Regions from separate parts of the Homo sapiens genome. Here region 2 is linked to region 1. Evidence: chromatin contacts called from ENCODE Hi-C or POLR2A ChIA-PET data. All regions are on one chromosome and are shown on one strand. Each heading gives the region's core, a stretch centred on a gene start or an enhancer-like site at or near the end of the contact. The rest is flanking DNA. Distances are from core to core; before and after follow the strand shown.

Region 1 (6,680 bases), core at 2,848-5,347:
AGTCTCTACTAAAAATACAAAATTAGCTGGGTGTGGAGGCACATGCCTGTAATCCCAGCTACTCGGGAGGCTGAGGCAGAAGAATCGCTTGAACCCAGGAGGCTGAGGTTGCAGTGAACTAAGATCGCCCCATTGTACTCCAGCCTGGGCAACAAGAGTGAAACTCTGTCTCAAAAAAAAAAAAAGAGATCTTCAAGAGATGACTTGAGATCCTGATGGGTCCACCCTGTGTACCCAAGGCCAGTTCTCCCTAGCCACTGGCCTGAGGCCACATTCAATCCTCCACTTTTTGTTGGCCCTAATCAGCTACTCCATCCCTGGCCTCTGCTGCTCCCACCTAGGGTAAGGGATAAAGCAGTGGCATTGGCCTTGCTCTCCTGCCAAGAACAGGCGTGGGCCTGCTTTCCCTTGCTGGCCGGCTGGCAGTCTCAACCGCTCCTGGATCCACTACCCAGATCCCTCCCATCCTTCCCACCTAGAGTTAATGTACAATCTTCACTAGGACCTCTAATTCTCCAGGAGGCTCTAATTGGCCTCGTCCACTTTGCACTGAAGAGCTCTGGCCAGAATCTGAATGCTGCCTCTGCCTCCCTCCCCAACTAATGCCCCCTTCCCATCTCCCAGGTGACCTGGCCCATCTGCCCACCAAGGCCACCCCTGCCTTCAACACATTCATTTTTATCCAGCCCTTACTGGGTACCTCCTGGGGCCCACACACTGGGCACTGGGTTAGCCCAGGAATTCAGTCAAATCAGCCTATGGGTTCACAGACATGGGCACCAACAGCCTCGGGAAAAGCAGAGGGGACCAGAGTTCAGAAAGGAGGCAGAAGGATTCTGAGGAGGATGGGGCAGAGAGAAAATCACTCAGAGCAACGCTCCTCACACTTTAATGCACCAGTCCCCTGGGGATCTTAATAAAATGCAGATTCTCATTCAGTAGGACGGGCACGGGGTCTGAGATTCTGCATTTCTGACAAACTTCCTGGTGACGCTGAAGCTGCTGGACTGATTACTTACAGCACTTACAAATCATTCCTTCTTTGACTCTTAACTTCCAAGGAAGCAGGAAGCACAGCTCCCTTAATCACCACCAAGTCCCCAGCACCCAGTACAGTGCCTGTAGACCTGCTAAATATATGAATGGTGTTAATCCTGGCAAGGTGCCCAGCATTAGATGGGCCTACAGGGAAGCCTCCAATGTGAGGAACACCAGAGAGTGGTTTGTACAAAGCAGTTCAAAAGCATAGAGGACGAAGGGTTAATTCTGCCCTAGGGGTTGGGGAAGCTGGATTTCTCAAAAGAGGCCACTTTGCATTAAGCCTTAGAGGGTGGGACAGATTTACCCAGGTGGAGACTTGCTTGCTAAAGGGCGGGAACAACCCAAGAGCAAAGGTAAAGAGACTGAGAGCGCGGGACAGGTTGCAGTCGTGTGGTGCACCTGGAGTTCCAGGTATGGGAAGGTGAAAAAGCCCCAGAAAATTATGATGCAGACCTGCACAGGCCGATGCTAGAAAGCCATGCTAGGAGGGTGGACATCCGCTGGTGGAACATCAGGAGATGTTGGAGGTGTTTGCAGAGGGAGGGGGTACCCCGGCGTAGAAGGGCTTTCTAGAGGTCACCAGGATCTGCCCCAGGATCAAGGTGGACTGGAGGAAGCAGTTCCTGGGGCAGGAAGGGCCAAGCTGGGAGGAAGTTTTGGAGGCAACAGAGGGAATCCTTTGTGAGGGAGTGAGGCCTGCACAAGGGCAGGGGAAGAAGCAATAAGATGTTTTCCCTGATCTTGTTAAATCTCACAGGTGCTAGGCAGGGCACGGTGGTTCACGCACTTTGGAAGGCTGGGGTGGGCGGATTGCTTGAGCTCAGGAGTTAGAGACCAGCCTGGGCAACATGGTGAAACCCAGTCTCTACAAAAAAAATACAAAAATTAGCCGGGTGTGGTGATGTGCCTGTAGTCCCAGCTAGTTTTGGGAGCTGAGGCAGGAGGATTGCTTGAACCCCAGAGGTCGAGGCTGCAGTAAGCCAAGATTGCATCACTGCATTCTAGCCTGAGTGAGAAAGTGAGACCTTGTCTTAAAAAAAAAAAAAAAAAACAAAACTCACAGGCACTTGAAAATCATCATGTGTTCAGCCCCAAGCCAGGCACTAAGCAACAGAGGTGGTCATTTCCCAAAAGTCCCTGGTGCTCTTCAGACACTAGGAGGGGACTTCCACGATAGATCCCTATGTCCCTCCCAGTCCCCACACCCTCTCCTCCTTCCCTCAGCTTTATCAGAGGTGTTTACTCTGTACCTACTGTGGGCAGCCCTGGCCTCAGGGCAGCCAGGGCCTAGTCACTGCTCTCTGGAGGAGGCCTGCACAAATGCTGGCCCAGATGTGGCTCCACCCCCATCCTCTAGGGAGCTGGGAAGAAGTTAGATCTAGTGGAAGTGGGGACAAATAGGCAGGGATTCCACGTGTGAAGGGGAGGGCACCAGGAGGGACCTGGATGGTTCTGCGAGAAGGCGAGCAGGGCAGGCTGGAATGCCAGGTGAGAACTCCCTGCTTGGCAGAGCCAGCCCTCCAATCCCACAATCCATTCCCTTTACACCAAGATGAAAGCTAAACTCCCAGCAACCCTGGGAGAGACCAGTGACCCCTCACCTCCCAGGCTTGGGGTGAGCCGGGCCCTGTCCAGCATCAGTCCTGAGCTGAGGGTGCCAGGTTGTCCTCCAAGGCCATCAGAAAGAAGGCACCACGCGGCTGGCTGGTCCCACTCAGTGGATCAGCAGAGGAGGGTGGGTGTACCCTAGAGGACAGCCATGTGTGGTTGGGAGGATGAGACAATTTAACCCAGGCCCCCAGACTGTAAACGGGACAAAGATAGCCGACCCTGCCCTGGGGTCTGGCTGGAGAAACCACCTACGCTCCCATCCAGCGAATCACATCCAGCTGCTCCTCTGAAGATAAACCCATCCTCTCTACCTAATTTCTCTCCTGCCCTCTCCCTGCTACAGGCCTGGCCCTCTCCAGGGACGTGAACTGATTCCCTGTTCATCCAGCCCAGACCCTGGGAGGTGGCGGCCAGAATTAATTAATGTTTGTGAAGTGCTGGAGAGAAGCTAGAACCAAGGACCCAAGGGCGCCAGATGACCGGCGCAGGAAATTGAATGGGAGAGGCGGGGAGAAGGGGCAGCTGGCCAGGACCTTGAAGCCTGGAAGGGGAGGGCTGAGAAGACACTCCTACTGAAGCTGGGAAGAACAGGGAGAGAGCTGTGAGGAGAAGGTGCGACCCCTCAAAGGCACCACGGGATCGGTAATAGAGGATTACGGGCTCCAAGCTGAGCCTGCCCACTCCCGACAGCTCCGCCCTACCCTCAGAGCCGGGCACGTCTCGGCCCGGCTGCCCTTCCCCAACTCAGCCTCCAGCCACCCACCTGCCCGCCCCCGGGACCACCTGCAAAGGAAGCCTCCGTCCCTCCGCCCCCTCCAAAGGCGTGCGCGGGAGGGTAGAGGCTGCGCCGCCGAGGGAGGCTCCTCCTGCCAACTCCAGTAGGGAGCCCGAGTCCTACCTGAGCAAACACTTCACTTCCTTTCTGTAAAAGAAGGAGGCGAGCCGTTCCCGCTCCTTGAGACTAGGGGGACGTCCAGGCCTCTATCGGGGGGCGGCGGCTGGACGCACGCAGCTGGCACCAGGGCCCACGGCGCCCCCTCTTTACCCGCGCCCCTCTCGAGCTCGGCTCACTCACCCCAAAGTGCTGATGAAGCCATTGACGGAGCCCTCGGCGTACAGGGAGACGATGTCCCCGATGTGAAGAAAGCTGGACATTTCACTCATGGCTGCGGCCCTCCGGGGCCCAGGGCGTGGGGGGCGCCTAGGGGCGCGTGGCCAAGCTCAGTGCGGAGGACTGAGGCGTCCGGGGAGCGGGGAGGGGTACGCTCCCACCTCGGATCCCGACGCTCGGTGCGGCCGGGGCGGGCTGGCGGCCACGGGAGCCAGGAGGCGGCTCGGCGGGGCCCGGGGTCCGGGTGAGGAGGTGCCCACGTCTTGGCGCGCCCGCCGCCCGCCCGCCCCGCCCGGCCCGCGCGTACCTGCAGCGTAGAAGGAGCAGGAAGTCTGGGGCCACCACACACATGCAAATCCCGCCCGGGAGGCGGGGAGGCCACACCCCGCCCCCCCTCCCCCCGCAGCTCGCCCGCCGGCACCCATGTGCACCCGCCTGCCTTCCCGCGCCCCGCGCTCCTCGCGCGTCCGGGGCCCGGCCTCCCGGACGCCGAATGCGCCGCCAGCCCTCCTGATCTCCAGAGGCGTCCTGCAAGGCACCGGGTCTAGGGGGCTCTCGGAGCTGCCATCCCTGGGAGGCCCAGGCGTAGTGGGGAGCTCTCCGCCCTCGGGGTTCCCGGACTATCTGCACCCGGGCCCTCGGCTGGCTAAGAGCCAGTGCAGGCGCCCGCGGAAGGGGGAGTCCAGCTCTCCGGCGGGCGTCACCCCGGAGCCGCTCGCGGAGGGCGCGCCCTGGAGCGCCCTGGCCGCGGCCGCCCTGCGGCCACCGCGCGGTCTCCGCGCCCAGCTGAGAGCAGGCTGGCGCCCAGAGGCGCGCTCATCCCTTTGCAGAGCAAATTCGGGATTCATTTTTCTCAACGTGAAAAGCCTTTTCATTGCACAATAGAAAGTGCTCAGGCTTGGAGGGGAAATGAAGCAATGGGGTGGGTTTTGTTTTTTTTCTCTCCGCATTCCTGTGTACAAAGAGATCCAACTTCCGAATCAGTTCAGCCGCTCCCTCTCCAGGAGTTGGCTCCAAAACTCTTGGCTCCTTCCGTCTTTCCTTTCAAAAAAAAAAAAAAAGCAGGGATGAAAATTACCTTCGCTAGTTGACAGAGCACCCAAGCGCTAACGATGCCAAGTCTGGGTGCCGGCCCCCTGGGAGTGACCCGCTGCGGCAGCGCCGCCAGGCTCTGGCTCCCGAAGTCCTGCCCTCAAATTCGCGTCCCGGGCTCGCTTACTTTCTGTTCTGTTCCCCGGTGCTTGGGTGTTTGCTTCCTAGTCCTTTATTTGAACGCCTAAGATAGGGTGCCCATTGCCACCGCCATCCGATCACTTTTGCTCCCTTCGGACCCCCCAACCCCACTTCCTGAGTTGTGGGGGGGCGTTTGTCCCTGGGAGAGAGGGAGGAGGGGACTCGGTGACTGAAGCAGGAAGAAGAGAGGCTAGGGGAGGGGTGGAGACAGCTAAAAGCAAAGAGACAGCTGCTGACCCTGGGAGGAGAAGAGCCCCAGGCAGTGGTTTTTTTGTTGTTGTTGTTGTTTTGTTTGTTTGTTTGTTTGTTTGTTTTACGAAGACCCCCAGGAACGATGTGGGAGGGAAGGACACCTCCAGGATCGCTAAGTACCGTGTTTTACAGTTTTGTTTTGTTTTTTCACCATGGCAAACAGTAACAAGTTTTACAGCAGACCAGTCCACACCTTCGTCTATATATAAGCAAAACAATAGATCACCAAACAATACTTACTTTTATGACCTTTGATGCATGCTGATATTTTCTATTCTATTTCAGTTGTGTTCTTGTTGTTGCTTTAATGCTGATTGTAACCCACTGAACTGGTTTTTTTTAATGTCCCAAATGGGTTGCAAACTGCAGTTTAAAAAACCTCATCCAGTCCACTGTGCCAAAAAGAGATGACCAAAGCCCAGAGAAGGAACACCACCCATCAAGGGCACACGGCAGGTTCCTGGCAACTGGAGGCAGAAGCCAACCAAGCCTCTGATTTTTAGCCGGGTATTCTCCTATTACCCCACACCAACTGAGCCACAGCGATGGGTCACTGGAACCTCACTGAGAAGGGGCAGCCCCTGGGACAGTTTCACTTGCTCCCAGGAGTCAGGCCTCCTGTATCATCCCCAAAAGTTAGAAGGGAAAAATATGCCTTCATTCCATAAGCATTTATTGAAGGCCTGTGATGTCAGGCCTCTGCTGGGCACCAGGCTCTGATCAAGCTGTCAGCCTGGGCCCAATTGCCTTTTTCCCTTCCCCAGACCGTGAGGATGAAGAGGGACAAGTTGAAAACTTGCCTCCAGTGGCCACACTCAGAACTTGTGCCACAGCCACACCCAGGAATCCACCTCCTTCCTCCCCTGACATCCATATAGATGGTTCCATAACTCAGCCGAGGTGTAGCAGCCAGGAATGGAGGTCACTCCACTTTGGGTCTCTCTGGACTAAAGCACATGGCCTTGTTTCTCCCCACCCCTCCCCATCCTAGGAATACTTAGAGCCTCTGTCTCTCCACCAACCAGGAGGTCTCAGAGGTGAGGGCTCTGGGCCCCTGTCACCTGCTTCTTCCAAATCAGCTCCACTGTAAGCTATTTTATATACCTGCGTTCTGAGTTAGAATTTGTTTCAAGAAAGTTTCTGTTGGTTAAACAACAACAACAAAGACCAAAGTTTAAGAAACAGATGGTACAGCTCCAATGAGTTCCCTCCCCTGCTTCCTGCTTGAAGCCTTCCTATGCCTCCTCACTGCCCACAGAAGTCTACAGACCTGAGCCCAGCACACTGGACCCTCAAGTCTTGCTGTCCTCCCACCCTCTGCAGAAAACACAATTGCTCCTCAAGGAGGATCCATGCTGTAGACTGGCCAAGAGTGCAGACTCTGGCTCCCTTTTTTTTTTTTTTTTTTTTTTTAGACGGAGTCTCACTCTGT
Region 2 (6,680 bases), core at 2,139-4,638, 130 kb before region 1:
TTGAATTGTTTCTAAACATCACTCTGGGGAGAATGGCTTGTAGGAGCAGGCTTGTAAAGAGATGTGGGAGAACATGAGGAGCTACTGAAGTCATCCATGACCACATGGTGGGCCAGGCCAGGGCCATAGAGATGGAGAAAAGGGGACTAATTTGAGAAATGTTTGGGACATGAAATCCACAGGACATAGTGATGGATGAACAGCCAGGGAAGGCAGCAGTGAAGTGGGAAGTCCTCAAAGGTCAGTCCAGGCTGGGGAGGGAGAGGCCAAGGGGGAGCTGGCCAGAGAGAGACCTGCCCACCAAATAGTAAGTGCATGCCTATGAGCCCAAGGGGTTTTCTCCTCCGAATGGTGGCATCTAAGGGCTGGCCTAGGATGCTCCAGTCCACAGAATAGTGAGTGCCACGCTGGTCAGGACTGATTTCCAGAAGTCAGGACCAGGCTAGGCCACTCTTGTTTCCTCCACTGTGAAATGAGGGGAATGATGGCCCCTCCCTCACAAGGCTATTGTGAGGACCAAACAAGATAAAGTGTGTGAAGAGCTCAGGGCAGGGCCGGCCCTCCCCCTAACCTGCTTCTACTGATCATGGTCATAGGGTGGGCATGGTGGCTCCCCTCACACCTCCCATTCCCGGGGCCGCGCGCACACACACACACACGGCCTGCAGAGGTTGTCTGTCCCTGAGGACCTGAGTGGTGGCACCCCTGCTGCTTCCTAGTCAGTGGGGCCATCTGCCCCACTGACTAGGAAGCAGCAGGGAGCAAGGTGGGTCACAGACATGGCTATGGAAAGATGCATAGCAGCAGGCATCTTGGAAGGGAAGCTGAGCTTTGGGGAAACGACCATGGAGAGAAATTGGCTGAAGTTGGAAAACAGAAATAAAGTGCCCTATTTGATTGCATAAGGAAAGTACCAGTTCTGGACGGTGGGGCCCTGTGTGTGTTTACTGCTGTATGTCTCAGATCACATATTAAGGGCTCGAAAATGTTGTTACATAAATAGAAGAATAAGAAGTCAATATGGAACCTTGCTCTTTACAACAGCAGCAAAACAAACGCAGAAAGCAGGTGGTGGAATGTGGACAGGCCCTCCTGGAGACCTGGGGGCCAGGGCACTCACTGGCCATCTTGCTCAAGTGGGAAGTCCTTCCCCCTCTAGAACCTGAAGGGCCTCCTGCTCATCCCTGTGGTGGTTCTGGGATTCCCAGAATAGGGATGTGAGTCCAGCCTGATAGGGAGAGGAGAGGTGGCGCAGGGCTGGGGGGAAAGGAGGTCATACCCTCTTCCAGGGCCAGGTAACCGGAGCCCAGCACACAGCTGGGCAGGGGGAGGGACAGAGCACACAAGAGGCCATGTGCCTTCCCTGGTGAAATGTGATCAGTCAGTCACCCTGCAGGGGGGAGTCAGGGGGCAGGGAGGGGAGGATCGGATCCCCACCCCACTTTAAACCAGGCTTCAGGGCACCCCAGGAATTCCTGTTATTTCTGTGGGGCTCTTCCCTCTCTGGGTGTGGGGAGGCCCACGTCCATCCACACAGTGGAGATGGGAGAGGAGCTCAGCCACCCGAAGGCAGCTGGGCAGGTAGGTAGCCCCACACAGGCTGCAGCCTCCCCATCACGGGAGGCTTTTTTTTTTTTTTTTTTTTTTTTTGGAGACAGGGTCTCTCTGTGTCGCCCAGCTGGAGCGCAGTGGCATGATCAATTATGGCTTACCACAGCCTCAGCCTTCTGAGCTCAAGCATTCCTCCTGCCTCTGCCTCTGCCTCTCAAAATGTTAGGATTACAGGTGTGAGCCACCGTGCCCAGCCACCCCTTGTTCTCTTGCCGCTAACACATCTGCTGAGCGGCTCCTGCTGTGCTGAGCGTTGAAGTGGGCGTAGAGGGCACTGAATGGACAATGGCTGGCGGGTGAGGGCCAGGAGAATGGGTTCAGTCCACCTGCCCCATCTTACCTCTGTGAAATGAGCGGTGAGGGAGAAGGGGCCGTCCTGGAACATGTTCTCCATGGACATGTGGAAATGGAGTAAGTACTACACCAACAGGTCTGGAGGGACCAGAAGATGGGTAAGGGGGTCCTGGGGGATGAGTCCGAGAGAGGCTGAACCAGACCAGTGGGCAACCTGGGCCCGAGTGGAGCAAGCAGCATCTCTGGCCAGAGAGGAGGCTGAGCCCCTCATCCACATATGGAGCAGCCCAGGAAAGGCAGGTGGGGCACCAGTGCCCAGGGGAACTTCAGCCAGATGTCCAGGGTAGCTTGATCTTCCTAATACTGGTCCAGGGTTACTTGGACCTGAAGCCTGTCCCCTGATGAACCCTGTCCTTTGCTCCCACCCCCTCTCTCCCGGTCCACCAGCCTGATTCCTGAACATCTCAGGAACTCGCCGTCTCCTTCCCCACACTGCCCCCTCTCCCAACCAGGCTAGGACTCTCCCAGAGGACAGCATCTGTCTGCCCACCTTTGAGAGTTTTAAACACAAGCCTGAGCCGACTCTTCCTGGCATAAAGCACCTCAGTTCCTCCCAGAGGCTGAGGACAGAGGCTGGTGAGGCCACCTCGTCCCTGCCCCATCTCTCCCCAGTCCCACTCCCTGCAGCTTCCACCTCCCTGACCCTGCTCCCACCTGCCTCTGGGCCTCTGGGCCTCTGGGCCTCTGCACAGCCTCTCCTGTAGCTAGAGCCCCCTTCTCACCACCCTCCCCCACTCAACCAAATGACCCTGTTTCTCCTTCAGCTCTCAGCCGGTCAGCTCCTCCAGGATGCCCTCCTCACTCTCTGCAAAGTCCTCTATTCTCTCACCAGACACTTATCCTGGAGTTGCCCTCTGACTTGCTGAGCCCCCCAGCTGTAATCCCCTGACACTGGGGGTGCTTGGTCAGCCCTAGCAGGGGGTCTCAAAAAATGCTTGTTGATGGCCTGATTGTCCTCAGTCTAACTGACTGTTGACTGATGGAACGTCTTGCCGCCTGACTTTCCTTCTCTGGCAGCCACAGTATGGGGTAAGCTGCAGTGAGGTTCTTGCAGAGAGGATGGGGCAAGAAGCCCAGCAGAAGGGAGAGCATGAACCCCCCAACCCGAGACTCACCCCTTTCCTTTTGAATTAGGAATCAAAAAATAACCAGGGCCTTGGGGTGATGGGCCCTTGGTGCCCAGGTCCTGACATCTACGTGGGCAGCTGAGCTGAACTCTCCCCTGCCTCAGACCAGTCCTCCTTTCCTCCTCCCCTCTTCTCTCTCCTCCTCTTTGTCCCCTCCCTTCCAGCCCCTCTGGCCCTGCCCCAGAGCAGCAGAACACCCAGCTGACAGCTGGACATGCCAGTCCCCACCAGCCCTTCCCCAGAGGGTCAGGTGACCCTTCCCTCCCCAGGCCACGGCAGCCCGGCCCTCCCGGGCAGACCTCCCGCACCAGGGCTCTGGTGAACAGCAAATGCTCCACGCTGGGACGGGCCATTGCCTGATGCCTGTACATGGTGGGCACTGAGAGACAAGATTCCTGGGCCCTGCCTTCCATACACTCCCCACGATCTCGGAGGAAGCTCTGGTGAGTGCTGCCTTGTAGGCAGGGATGGGCAGGGCCAGCCTCTTTGACGGGGCCTGACTGAGGGGAGAGAGGGTCTCGTGTTCACAGGGCCTGTCTGTACCCTGGGGTCTTGTCTCCATTCCAGGCTGGCCAGGAGTCTGCCCCACGGAGGTGCCAGCGTCTTCGTGGAGGTCTGTCCATCTGTGTGTGGCGGGGGTGGGGTAGGGCGTTGGGACAGTTCAGTGTATAGGAATTCTGGCATCTGTTCCTCTTTCATCCCTCTCCCTTCTCCCAGGGGAATTCCACCCCTCCCCTTCCAGGGGTGCCTGGAGCCCTCTCACTTCAGGGTGGACTGGGACTACAGAGGAAGCTGGGGGGAGGGGCAAGTACCGGGGGCTGCGTTAACCCTTAACAGAGGCCGGTGTCCAAGAAACGCGGGCAGCATCCCCTGGGCACAGGAACAGCATGTCCTAGCCCAGCAGCCCCAGCTTTCCACGGGAGGGGGCAGGAGGCCGGCACCAGGCTGGATGACATCAGCATCTACAGCAGCTGCCTGGGGCCTGGTGCAGGGTGGTGGTAGACCACGGGATGGCGGTCATGGGGGTGGGAGACATGTCTCCACCAAACGGTGGTCCCTGATGCCCTGGGCAGTGGTGGAGTCTTGGCCCCCACCCATGACTCTTCTAGGTACCCTAGTGAACCTGAGAACTGAGCTTGCCTTGGGGGCCTTAAACCCCCCATGCCAGGCCCCTTCCCCTGAAATTCTGATCCCATAGGGAGGGACTCTGCCTTCTACATTTTTAAAAAGCTACCCATTTATTTTTTAACCTTTTATTATGAAAAACTTCAAGCATACAAATAGAGGGAATGATCTCATGCACACTTGTACATCCTGCGCCTGATTTCAGCAGTGGCCCGAGTTTTGTCGTATTTGTTTCATTGAATACGCTACAGCTAGAGTGTTCTGACATCACAGCACGCCTCTCCCCTGCACAAAGTCCTCAGCAGGTCCTCACATAACCCACTGTCCACTAACAAATGAACAACTACCCATGAGCGTCTGCATCCTGTCTGCAGTCTCCTTTCCCCAGCTGGCCCTACATGTCTGTTAATGTTTTGTTAGAAAAGGATCCAGTCAAAAGGCATTGGGTCAGCAGGTCTCTTAAATCTCTTTCAATTAGAAAGAGCCTCTGCCAGCCCCCCGACCCCCCACCATGGTGATTTTTCCCCACCACTTTGCCTTGCTGAATCAAAGGGGGGGTTGTCCCATAGGAGGGTAAGAACATGGCAGGGTCAGACAGCTCTCAGTACAGATAGGGAAGCTGAGGCCCCGAGAGGCAGGCTCAGGGAGCCTGAGGCAGAACCAGGTCTCCTGTCCCCTCCTGGGCCACTTCCCTGCATCCCTGCCCCTCAATGCTCCTGTGGCCTCTGGGGCCCTCCCTGTCCTCTGCTGCTTCCGGGGGTCACAGGCCAGGCCAAGCCCACCCCCTGGCCAGCGGCATCTCCTTCTTTCTCCTGCCCTCCACAGAGCCTGAATAAATCCTTCCCAGGCAGAAACCCGGATGGTTGCTCTCTTGTTCACTAGCAGCCACAGGGAACAGCAATAAACTTTATGAGCATCAGGTCCTTCAGGGAAGAAAGCACGTGCACTGGCTGGGGAGGCGCAGGGTGGCAGCGCGTGCTGGCCCGCGGGCTGCAGTTGCAGTGTGTTACCTTAATAATAGTTACTGCAACTCATCCGGGGCTGGGAGGCCCAGCTGGCAGCTGAGAGGCCTCACCCACCCACCAGGGTGCCACAGCCTGGGCGGGATGGACAGATGGGGTGGAGATCGCTGGAGACCCCATCCTGCTCTGCCCAGATGGGCTCTCAAGTGCCCCACCACCCCCAGCCCATTCCCACCCCCTCCCCTTCAGCCCCTGACCCTGGTTAAGCAGTGGGAGGGGAGGGCAAGAGATGTTATAGAACGTTATGGGGAGAATCCAACCTCAATGATGGCTTCTGAGCTTTTCAAAAACATCTGCCTGGTGGAGGCAGAACTTCAGCTGCCATCGAGGCTCTCTGGGACAGGTCTGGGCAAAGCCAGGCAAACCTAGGGCAGTTCCAAGAATGTGTCCCCCAGTGGCTGGGTGAGGAGGTGGGTGCTGGCTTTAGTTTCCAGTTAATCCCTCTCAGGCATTTGGGGCCTCAACGTGTGTGCTGCTGCCCTCTGGTGGGGAAAAACCTTGCCTGCATTCTCCCTCAGCCACACACTCCCACACACGCACAAGCATTCACACACACTCACACAAACATACAAACACATGCACGCACACACACTCCATCCCATTATTGTGTTTTGACCTTAAAGAGCTGTTCCATCTTGCAACCATAAAACTGCCATGCTAACCGCTGGCAACACCTTACGTCTGTGGCTCATAGGTCTCTTGCACAAGACAGGTGGTGGCTGATCATATTACTTAGAGGAAGGCAGCAGGTGTGGGGCAGGGTGTTGGAGGCTGGGAAATGTGTAGGCAGGTCTGGGTGTTTAGCAATATCCAAAATCCTGGGTGCAGCTTCAAGAGGCAAAGTCCGGAGGAGAAAAGCATGGCTGGGAGGGGCTGTCAAAGCAGTTGCTAACCATGGCTGAGGAGCTGCGTGTCCAGGGGTCAGGATCTATTAGGGGGCCAAGAGGGAGAAGCCCTCGCAGCCTCTGCCTCCCCCAGAGCAGCCCTTCCAGTGGCACTTGACTTCGTGAGTCATCTTGCCCCCATGTTTCTCCCACCTTGACAGCAAGATCAGAACATTGTTGGTGCTGCTAAGTACATTTGTCAGTGGCTGAAGGGTTTCTAAACTAATAATCTCTGTATTAAAATCGTATTTGGTCCTCAAGCTGGAGAAATGTTGGGAGATTTTAAATGTTAAGAAAAAAAAAAGAAAAAAAAAACCCTCTCAAAGGATAAAATCAGCCCCGAAATAAGTTTCTATGACTGAGGAATATGAAGTATTGCTCTGTGATTCTAGAAACCAAGCCTTCTCCAGGGAAGAGATGCTCTCCTAAGCCACATATTTCAGCCACGGCTGGGAAAGTGATGTGTGAAGTCCCCCAGCACTAGGTATTGATCCCACCGAGCCGGAGAGCCACACGGACAGAGGGCGCACCATCCTACAGCCCTTGAGTCATTTTTA

Evidence for each region. A loop is a pair of places that touch in the nucleus more often than their neighbours do. ChIA-PET counts read pairs that join two places held with the same protein, here RNA polymerase II (POLR2A). Pooled maps may share reads with other maps.
Region 2: a loop to region 1 is called in a pooled map, with 4 times the contacts of the local background. The contact joins the promoter of IP6K3 here to the promoter of ITPR3 in region 1. A Hi-C loop is called at or near these places in 6 of 50 pooled maps. POLR2A ChIA-PET finds 5 or more read pairs at or near these places in 2 of 52 experiments (H1 and MCF 10A).

Annotation. Positions count from the first base shown.
Region 1 is chr6:33,618,739-33,625,418 of GRCh38, reverse strand. It overlaps ITPR3 (inositol 1,4,5-trisphosphate receptor type 3), which reads right to left and starts at 4,097. Exons shown (of 58, transcript NM_002224.4): 1 at 3,728-4,097. The coding sequence starts at 3,816. RefSeq lists enhancers at 2,075-2,623, 2,624-3,173 and silencers at 3,695-3,880, 3,760-3,909, 3,920-4,089, 4,140-4,259, 4,290-4,599.
Region 2 is chr6:33,743,613-33,750,292 of GRCh38, reverse strand. IP6K3 (inositol hexakisphosphate kinase 3) reads left to right here and starts at 3,388. Exons shown (of 6, transcript NM_054111.5): 1 at 3,388-3,535. RefSeq lists enhancers at 3,768-4,661, 4,662-5,554, 5,555-6,448 and a silencer at 5,660-5,789.